Regions from separate parts of the Homo sapiens genome. Here region 1 is linked to region 2. The links are chromatin loops, found by intact Hi-C in ENCODE. Cell type or tissue: K562. All regions are shown on one strand. Region 1 overlaps EMC3 (ER membrane protein complex subunit 3). Region 2 has its middle 18 kb from the start of CIDEC.

Region 1 (5,000 bases), 110 kb before region 2:
TTACTCTAGACCCAGTGCTTCTTATACTGTCAATGGTGAAGGACCAGTTTTGGGGTTTTTTGTTTTTTAAATTTCTAATCTCTTATAGGCTAATACTTTTGTAAAATATTTTGATCATGTATCTGGATGTTGTGACAATGTCAAATTATTATAAAAGTCTCTAAATCCTTACTCTCAGTGTCTGTGCTTATCACAGACTAGCATTCACCACACTTTGAGTATCTTTAGACTAGCATCCAGGGAGCAGAATGTATTACATGTTGCGCCCTGTAGATAAAGTAGAGAACTGTATAGCATAATGAGCTCAGGAGGAGGAAGCAGAGAGAATTCCACGAGGGCTCCAGGCATTGGGAAAAGCTTCGTGGAGATGCTGAGACTTGAAGATGTTAAGGCATGATGGAGTAGAACTCGGAAAGGAAAGGGCACTGGAACATTCCCAGCATGTGGAGAAACTAGAATATGTGTAGTGTGACAGGGGAAACCCCGGGGTACTGACTGTTTAAAACAAGTGGTTTGTATTGAGTAGAGACAGGAAGCCAAGCACAGTTTTTTTGTTTGTTTGTTTGTTTTTTGTTGTTGTTGTTTTTTTGAGATGGAGTCCCACCCCAGGCTGGAGTGCAATGGCGTCGTCTCGGCTCACTGCAACCCCCTACCTTCCTGGTTCAAGTGATTCTCCTACCTCAGCCTCCTGAGTAGCTGGGATTACAGGCACAGGCCACCACACCCGGCTAATTTTTATATTTTTAGTAGAGACAGGGTTTCATCATGTTGGCAAGGCTGGTCTCAAACTCCTGACCTCGTGATCCGCCCACCTCGGCCTCCCAAAGTGCTGGGATTACAGATGTGAGCCACTGCGCCTGGCCCCTACCAAGCACAGGTTTTACTATGTTCATTTCTGTTCATAATTTTTTTTCACGTTTCAAGACTATTTCCATTACTTTAAGGGCCTTTTCCTCTTTTCCTCCTTTAATGAACTTTTGAGTACCTAGAAAAAAATTAATATTTTGATCTCTGTTTTGTCATTTGCATCTTAGCAACACCCATTTGTTGCATAACACTGTATTCTTTTTTTGTTGTTAGAGACAGGGTCTTAACTGTTGCCCAGGCTGGAGAGCAGTGGCGCCATCTCAGCTCATTGCAACCTCTGCCTCTTGGGCTCAGGTGATCCTTCTACTGCAGCCTCCTGAGTAGCTGGGACTACAGGCACGTGCCACCAGCCTGGCTAATTTTTTTTTTTTTTTTTTTTTTTTTTTTTTTTTTTTTTTTTAGAGACAGGGTCTTGCTATGTTGCCCAGGCTAGTCTCAGACTCCTGGGCTTAAGTGATCCACCTGCCTTTGCCTTCCAAATTGCTGGGATTAGAGGCGTGAGCCACTGCACCTGGCCTAGCATGATATTTATTGATCAACTATGGCTCTAATAGTTGATTTAAGATCACCTAGTAATTTCATTTATTTATTCAATAAATGTTTACTGAGAGCTTTCTAACAGTCTGACTTCTGGGTAGATTTTCTATTTGTCCATCAGATAGCAACCCTCTCAAGGCCTGTTCTCATTTCTCTGTAGGTAATAAGAAATTCCTTCTTTTATCCTCACTCTTCTCCCTTTCTCCTGACCCCAGATCTCCTGAGCAGTGTTCAACTATTCTTTTCACTCAGAGAAAGTGTCTTCCTAGCTTATTATCAAATAAGAAAAAGCTGAGTGTAATGTCCCAAATGTACCTAACTCTGAAATATTTATGTGTTCAGAAACACAGTCACTTTTGAAAAATACTTTTCTGAAAACCTAGTAGTTAGGTTAAATAAGTTTACGTTGGTTTTAAAGATACTTGTATTTTGGGAAGTTTCCACACAGAGCTGTTGCCAAATAGGCCCTCTCTTGTGTTTAAATAGGTCTTCTACTTGACTCTCCCATTTTCTTCTAGTGTTTCACTTTTTAAAATCTCATTGTGTTGGTTGTATTTTTCAGTCAAGTCCTAATTCGAAGCAGAGTCCTCAGGGAAAATGGAAAATACATTCCCAAACAGGTACTCATTTATCTTTTATTAAAAAGCTCCACGATTCACTGTTGGGCAGTAGATATCTGAATGTTTTATAAGGGGGCTCTGGGGAAAGCTAAAGGTTGGCAACTTAGTAATTAAGCTGTGGCCTGGTGGTGTTTGCTCTCATGGTGACCTCACCCTTCTTAGGAAATTGTTTTTAAATGTGACTCAGCTAAAGTGTCAGGTCGCCTGCCAAGTAGGCTGACAGCTCTGAGCGGAACAGCATATCCTAAAGGCCTTCTGACTAAGCCACTGGGGAGTAATTTAACAGTTTGCTGTGTCATAGTTCTTAGACTTAAAACACTTTTTTTTTTTTTTACTAGTCTTTCTTGACACGAAAATATTATTTCAACAACCCAGAGGATGGATTTTTCAAAAAAACTAAACGGAAGGTAGTGCCACCTTCTCCTATGACTGGTATGTTTGTTCCCTTCACTCATCTTTAAGGAAGATTTTTAACATGGGTATTTGAGTGGGGTGGGGTAGGCAGGGAGGGTGTCATTTTATTTAAATGTTAAATTGCAAAAGATAGTAATCTTAGACCTTAGAAATCATCTGATACAGGGATCTATGGAAGTGGAATTCTCTTTTTCAGTTAGATTTTCTGAGAACCCCAATGTATAAAGTGGATTAAAAAAAATAGTTCTCAGCTGATGGAGTGGGGAGGCCAGAGCTATTGTCCCTGGGTCTCTCCTTATTGCTGTTCTCAGGACCCAGGATTCTAGGGAGCACAGTTGGTAAAGCATTCCAGCCTGGCTGTCACCCAGTGCCTGGATCCCCTTCCAATAGATGGCTGCCCAGCTTCTGCCTAAATGAGGAAGAGTGCAGTACTTCCAAGATGTGCCATTTTGTTGACTTTGTTGTTAGACGTGATTGTTTGGTCTACCCTACAGTTTTGGCTCTAACATTTTCTACTTCCACTGATACCAGTCATGTGAAAAATATAGCATGTTAAAAGTAAAACAGGCCAGGTGTGGTGGCTCACGCCTATAATCCTTGCATTTTGGGAGGCTGAGTCAGGTGGATTGATTGCCTGAGGTCAGGAGTTCAAACCAGCCTGGTTTACATGATGAAACCCCGTCTCTACTAAAAATACAAAAATTAGCCTAGCGTGGTGGTGGGTGCCTGTAGTCCCAGCTACCCCGGAGGCTGAGGCAGGAAATTGCTTGAACCTGGGAGGTGGAGGTTGCAGTGAGCTGAGGTCACGTCACTGCACTCCAGCCTGGGCGACAGAGCAAGACTCCATCTCCGAAAAATAAAAATAAAAATAACTAAAAGTAAAACAAAGTAATTTGTTGTTCTGTGTTGACTCCTCTCATTTTAGTACTATTCACTTCTTTAGGTGAGATAACCAGCTATTTTAAACCCATACGGAAGGTATTATAATTAATTTTTTTTGAGAGTGACTAAGGTTGTATGGAGTTAATTTTTTAACAAATTTTTAAGAAAATTTACAAGAAACAAAAGACCATTAAATATATGAAAAGTTACTTGACCTCACTAATAATCCATGGAATATCAATTAAAACAAGATATCTTTTTTTTTTTTTTTTTTTTTCTTCAGAAAGGAGTCTCGCTCTCTCACCCAGGCTGGAGTGCAGTGGTGCGATCTCGGCTCACTGCAGGCTCCGCCTCCCGGGTTCACGCGATTCTCCTGCCTCAGCCTCCAGAGTAGCTGAGATTACAGGCACCTGCCACCATGCCCGGCTAATTTTTTGTATTTTTAATAGAGACGGGGTTTCATTGTGTTAGCCAGGATGGTCTCCATCTCCTGACCTCGTGATCCGCCCGCCTTGGCCTCCCAAAGTGCTGGGATTACAGGTGTGAGCCACCGTGCCTGGCCAAGATATCTCTTTTTTTTTTTTTTAGCCCAGTAAGCTGTCAAAAGATTGAAAAGATTGTCAGGATCCACTATTGTCAAGGTCGAGGAAGTTAGGCTCCCTCACCATTGGCGGGAGTGGCAAGAGGTGGGGCCTTGCTGACAGTCTGACAATATCTATCAATTTTAAATGTACAAATCCTTGGACCTAGAAATTCTAAGAAATTCTCTTACGGAAACACATAAACATGCAGATGTATGTGCAAGATAATTGTCGGCAGCATCATTTATCGTTTATTGGCAAAAACAATGGAAACAATCGATAGGTCTACTCAAAAGTGATTGGTGTGACCACACCATGGAATCCTATGCAGACATTAAAAATATTGAGACTGGGTACGGTGGCTGACGCCTGTAATCCCAGCACTTTGGGAGACCGAGGCAGGCAGATCACTTGAGGTCAGTCACGAGTTCAAGACCAGCCTGGCCGACATGGTGAAACCCCGTCTCTACTGAAAATACAAAAATTAGCTGGGCATTGTAGTGTGTGCCTGTAATCCCAGCTACTTAGGAGGCTGAGGCAAGAGAATCACTTGAACCTGGGAGGCGGAGGTTGCAGTGAGCTGAGATCATGCCACTGCACTCCAGCCTGGGCGATAGAGTGAGACTCCATCTCAAAAAAAAAAAAAAAAAAAAACGCTGGGTGCGGTGGCTCCCGCCTGTAATCCCAGCACTTTGGGAGGCCGAAGCAGGCGGATCACGAGTTCAGGAGATCAAGACCATCCTGGCTGACACGGTGAAACCCCGTCTCTACTAAAAATACAAAAAATTAGCCAGGCGTGGTGGCAGGCACCTGTAGTCCCATCTACTCGGGAGGCTGAGGCAGGAGAATGGTGTGAACCTGGGAGGCGGAGCTTGCAGTGAGCTGAGATCGCACCACTGCACTCCAGCCTGGGCGACAGAGCGGGACTCCGTCTCAAAAAAAAACAGTTTACAGAAAATCAGGAGAAAGTCCCTGGCAACAGAGGTAAAACTTAGTGGTTTCTTGTTTGTGCTTTTGTCTTAGATCCTACTATGTTGACAGACATGATGAAAGGGAATGTAACAAATGTCCTCCCTATGATTCTTATTGGTGGATGGAT
Region 2 (5,000 bases):
ATTGCACTCTAGCCTGGACGACAGAGTGAGACTCCGTCTCAAAAAAGAAACAAACAAACAAAAAACGAAAAACAAAACAAAACCTATTGTTTCACTACTCTTACTATAAAGCCTATTTGGATGTAGTAAATACTAAGGCAAAGGCCTATATTACCAAAGATGGTCTGGGAGCTATTTATGGCAGCGGACCCAAACCCTGCAGCCTATGGGCAAAGCGGCTGAAGCTCGCTGAAGAGGGCCTGCTATTCCGGGCTCTCCTGCTCTTTTGCAGTTATGGCTGGAGGCTGGCCCGGTGCCAGGCTGGCTCCATGGGGTGGGCTGTCTGGCAGGGAGGCCTGATGTTTGTATTAGCACAGAAGCTATCCCAGTCCACCCTTGATGAAGCTGTGGCGGGGCCTACCTGCTCCTTCCGTAAAGTGCTCAGTAACAGAGTTGGAGTGGGGGTGGGAGGCTCGGTATTTGTCCCAAGCTTCCCTCCTCCTGAGATCCGGAGTTTCACAAGTGAATCTTGAGCAACTGCCCATGGTCTCTTGGCATTGAGCCCAGGGAAAACAAGGTTCTTTCTTTTCTTCCAGGAGCTCGAGGCTAATGGAGTCAAAGCAGCTGTGGTCAGTGAACAGAAAAGGCAGCCTCTGATGAGGCTTGGGGGCTGGGGAGGGAAGATTCCAAACAGCAAAGGAGTTTGAGCCTCTGTAGGGCCTGGCGGTCCTAGTGGGGGAACGGCCTTTCCTGGGGCCCCCCGCACAGCCAGGAGCAGCTGTCGTCAAGGTGGACTGTGTCCCAGCCCCTCCAGCTCAGCCTTTTCATCTGTTCAAGCTGGTGCTCGGGAGTGCACAGGATGCCTTTCAGAAGAATTCTAAATCCCGGGGGCCTGTGATGCCACAGTCACATGTCTGAGCCCAAAACAAGAGAACCACTTGTGTTTTTGCCACTCTTCTTACCAGCGATGCCCATATTTGTGCATATAATTTTTTTTTTTTTGAGACGCAGTCTCACTCTGTCGCCTGGGCTGGAGTGCAGTAGTGTGATCTCGGCTCACTGCAAGCTCCGCCTCCCGGGTTCATGCCATTCTCCTGCCTCAGCCTCCCAAGTAGCTGGGACTACAGGCACCCGCCACCACGCCCAGCTAATTTTTTGTATTTTTAGTAGAGACGGGGTTTCACCGTGTTAGCCAGGATGGTGTCGATCTCCTGACCTCGTGATCCGCCGGCCTCGGCCTCCCAAAGTGCTGGGATTACAGGCGCAAGCCACCGCGCCCGACCCATATATGTATTTTTTGTGGGGTGGGGGAAATACTGATTCTGAGATGTGTGCTGCCTGGAATCCCATGGCCACCGTGACCAGGGTTGTAGGGGGCCCAGGGGCCCAGGGTCTTTGATGTCAGCCGCATCTCCTGGCCAGCATTGACCCAGGGGTCCCACGTCAGCTGGTTTAGTGGGGGCCGCTCCCTGGGGTCGAGGCTGAGGAATTGTTTTACTAGTGTTTCCAGTGGAAACGAAGAAATAGGTGGAGAGTCATACTGTCACATAGCCTGAGGCGGGAAGGGACCACGGGTGGGGCTGGATGTTCTTTCAGCCTCCCTGGCAGAGATCACTGACAGAGTGGTCAGCTTGGCCAAGCTTCTGCGGTGGATGGCTCTGATGTAGGGGAGGGAGGCAATCCCCAGAGCAGGAATGGGTTCCCAGGGGCCCCTATCCTTGCAGGGGAGGCGCTGGCCATCCTCCCCTCAGAGCCTTCTTCACTGCAGCCCGTAGGGGGGCGAGTGACCTGGAGGATCCGTGCCCCAGGGGCAAACCTCTGGGCTCTGGCTTCAGCCCCACCCGGGAAAACATTCACAGCTCCTCCGGAGAAGCGCCCTGCTGCAGGAAGACTCTAGGGCAGGGCCCAGCTGCGAGGCTACTGGCCTGTTGGTGACAGTACCCCAGGCTTCAAACTCTCTGGGCCTGTTGGCAATTCCCTTCCCTGGGTACAACAGATTCCCACCCGGCCCGCCCTTCTGCTCGCCCCACGGGGAAGTGGCCCAGGAGTGGAGGCGTGGACAGGCATCCCGATGGCTCAGAGTCGGGGTCAGCCTGGACAGCACGGCCTCTGGGGGTCAGACGGGGAGCGAGGGGAAGGTGCCAGGCTCCAGGACAGCCCTTGACAGGCGGTCTGACGGCCTCGGGTCTCCTCTTTTCTGGCCTCGGGGACGGGGCCAGGCGGCGGTGAGCCGCGGGGGGCGGGGCTTTAATGGCCATCGGCCCCACCCAGCCTGCGCTGGGAAGCGGAGACAGGGACGCCCCTGCTCCAGCAGAGCCTGACCCCTGCGGGCTGCCGGGGCCGCCTCCCTCTAGGCGCTGCTGCGCCCACACGGACAGGCGCCCTCTGCGGGTCCCGCGGCTCCCGGCCCCATTCAGCGCCTCCAGATGCCTCACCCGAGCCCTCTCCGCTGGGTCCCCGGGGCCTCAAAGCGCCGACCAAGCCGGGGAGTCACTCCCCTGAGCCACCCGATCTTCCCATGGATCCTTTGGATCCCTGGGTTTTGGAGTTTGTCCTTCCTAAGTGCCGCCTGCCTGGACGCGACTGCCCCAGGACCACAGCTGACCCAGTGCGGCTGCGTCCCCTGCGGGCCACCATCAAGGGCACAGGCATCAGGTCCCCCAAGACTCAGTGACCCGCCCTGCCCGGGGCTGACCCTCAGGGTGGGGAAAGGCCACTAACTCTGGTCCTCTCCCCTTCCTCAAGGCTCCTTCCTCACCTGGGGTGAAGGGCTGCCAGTCCCAGCACCTCAGGGGCCTTCCTGTTTCATTTATACCAACAAATAATCATTCAGTGTGCTGGGACAGAGAAGACAGACACGCTGGCCCCCGGGTGGGCGAGAGAGACTGGTCTGTAAGTGCAGAAAACTCCCAATAGGGACGGGCTAGGAAGGAAACACCAGGAAAAGTGAGGGTGGAAGATGGGGGTGACCCTACTGCAGATGAGATGCTCAGGGAGGGCTTCTCTAGGAGAAGGTGCCATTAACTAGATTGACAAAACGGAAGGGCAGGGCCTGTGAAAGTCTTCTAAGAGAGGGACTGGCAGTGCCCAGGGGGCTGTCGTAGGGATGGAAATAGGACAGCAAGATGGGTGTGGGGAGTGTGAGCCTGGCAGACAGGACCCAGGCTCTATGTGATGGGTGCAGGGGGGGGACCCACGGAGGCCCTGAGAAAGCCCTGGGCCTCAGAAGACAGGGAAACAAGAGGACCCACTTAGAGGCCCTCACAACCTTTGCACAGACAGTGTAAAACGGCTCAGGCCAGAATGTGGTTTAGGTTTCAGAAGGGTGCTGTGTCCCCCACCCTCTTCTTGAGGCTAAAGGGCTCCAACTCCTTAGGCGATTACCACATGGTTCTGGGGCCCCACAGACAGCCTTCTGATGGTTTTTGTCTGTGGCCAGGCAGGGGGCAGGGGGTGACTGCCCCTTCCTTGGCCAAGGGGACAGATAAAGGGAGCCTCTGGGGGCAGGATTGCTGGACTAGGAATCAGACTTGGAGCGTAATCCAAATGCCCCACTGGCCCTGCCTCTTCTCTGGAGCTCAACTTCTTCAAGAAAACTGGGGACAAGAGATGGCAAGACCAGCTCTCAGGACCCTTGCCCCTCCACCCTGTGACACTTTTAGACTGTTCTCAGGGGCCACCTTTTTCAGGAAGAATTCTCGGGTTACAGGAAAGTAAAGGGAGGAGCTGTGTTTTGAGTGGCACTTCGCTCAGGCTCTAGGCTAGGTGTTGGTTTGGTGGGGCTTGCTTTTCCACCTGCCCCAGCCCGCTTCACAAAACCTGAGTCCTGGCTAGGGCCAAGAGTGAGATTCCTGTTTCTAGATTTTCATCATTCTGTGTTGCACAAAACAAGGTCTGGTGGGGGGTGGGGGGTGGGTAAGGAGACAGATATTAGCAAGTATATAATAAAGAAAATTGGCAGGGCATGGTGGCTCATGCCTGTAATCCCAGCACTTTGGGAGGCAGAGGCGGGCAGATCACCCGGTTCACCATGGCCAACATAGTGAAACCCTTTCTCTACCAAAAATACAAAAATTAGCCAGGTGTGGTGGTGCTTGCCTGTAGTCCCAGCTACTTAGGAGGCTGAGGCAAGAGAATGGCTTGAGCCTGGGAGCTGGAGGTTGCAGTGAGCTGATAATGCACGACTGCACTCCAACCTGGGGGACTGAATGAGACTCCATCTCAAAAAAAAAAAAAAAAAGAAAAAAAGAAAGGCCGGGCACAATGGCTCACGCTTGTAATCCCAGCACTTTGGGAGGCCGAGGCGGGCGGATCATGAGGTCAGGAGATCGAGACCATCTTGGCTAACACGGTGAAACCCCGTCTCTACTAAAAAAAAAAAAAAAGATAATTTAGCCAGAGAAAACCTAGAAGAGGAATCAGGATGGGAGGATTAGGAATGGCAGAGGAAGGTGGGGATGGGGGTGGGACAAATAGAAAGGAGGTGGGGGAGGGGGCCAGGGAAATAAAATCCAAGAGATCAGCGGGGATCAGAAGCCACAGCCTTAGTGGGGACCTCAGGAGAGCAGCAACCTGCATCTATCTTGGAAAGGTGGAGAGAGAACTGCAGTGACCTCATTGGGGAGGAAGGGGGAGGTGGCAGGGCAGAGGAAGCAGGGGACAAACAGGAGGAAGAGATGGTGCCCTGGGTCAGGTGGCCGCCACTGCTACCATCAATGGAAGTGGAAAACTCTTTGCCTTCTCCTTACACCTGTCACCATGACACGACACCCCCATGCTTTCTGCCCACCGCCCCCACCTTCTTTAGTAAAGGTGCTGGCAACTAAGGAGCAGAGTCTGATTTGAAGTTGCCGAGGAAACCATCATGGGCAGCTGTGAAACCATCAGGCTTGCCCAGCAGGGAGCTCAGGTTCCCCAAATTGGATGAGCAAATCAGTTTCTGCAGGCCTTGCTGTCCAGGCAAATAAGATGAGGGCAGGGCCATGTGGTTGAGGTGGGTCTGAAACAGGACTCCCAAGGGC

The links. A loop is a pair of places that touch in the nucleus more often than their neighbours do. Peaks named below come from ENCODE experiments on the same cell type or tissue, not always from the same donor. Only the 100,000 strongest peaks of a DNase experiment are listed, where the experiment ranks them.
Region 1: a loop joins it to region 2, with 5 times the contacts of the local background. A loop is called at or near these places in 1 of 110 quality-filtered maps.

The regions. Positions count from the first base shown.
Region 1 is chr3:9,974,413-9,979,412 of GRCh38, reverse strand. It overlaps EMC3 (ER membrane protein complex subunit 3), which reads left to right. Exons shown (of 8, transcript NM_001394674.1): 2 at 1,967-2,024; 3 at 2,363-2,456; 4 at 4,925-5,000. Among named protein-coding and RNA genes, the nearest start is that of EMC3, 9.9 kb to the left of the region's middle. RefSeq lists an enhancer at 1,785-2,984. In K562, no CTCF peak of the experiment used is centred here; DNase peaks (open chromatin) are centred at 242, 2,242 and 2,463; H3K4me3 peaks cover 694 bases.
Region 2 is chr3:9,860,112-9,865,111 of GRCh38, reverse strand. No RefSeq gene overlaps it. Among named protein-coding and RNA genes, the nearest start is that of CIDEC, 18 kb to the left of the region's middle. RefSeq lists silencers at 733-1,027, 2,133-2,427. In K562, a CTCF peak has its summit at 2,337 (motif pointing left); a DNase peak (open chromatin) is centred at 2,281; H3K4me3 peaks cover 874 bases.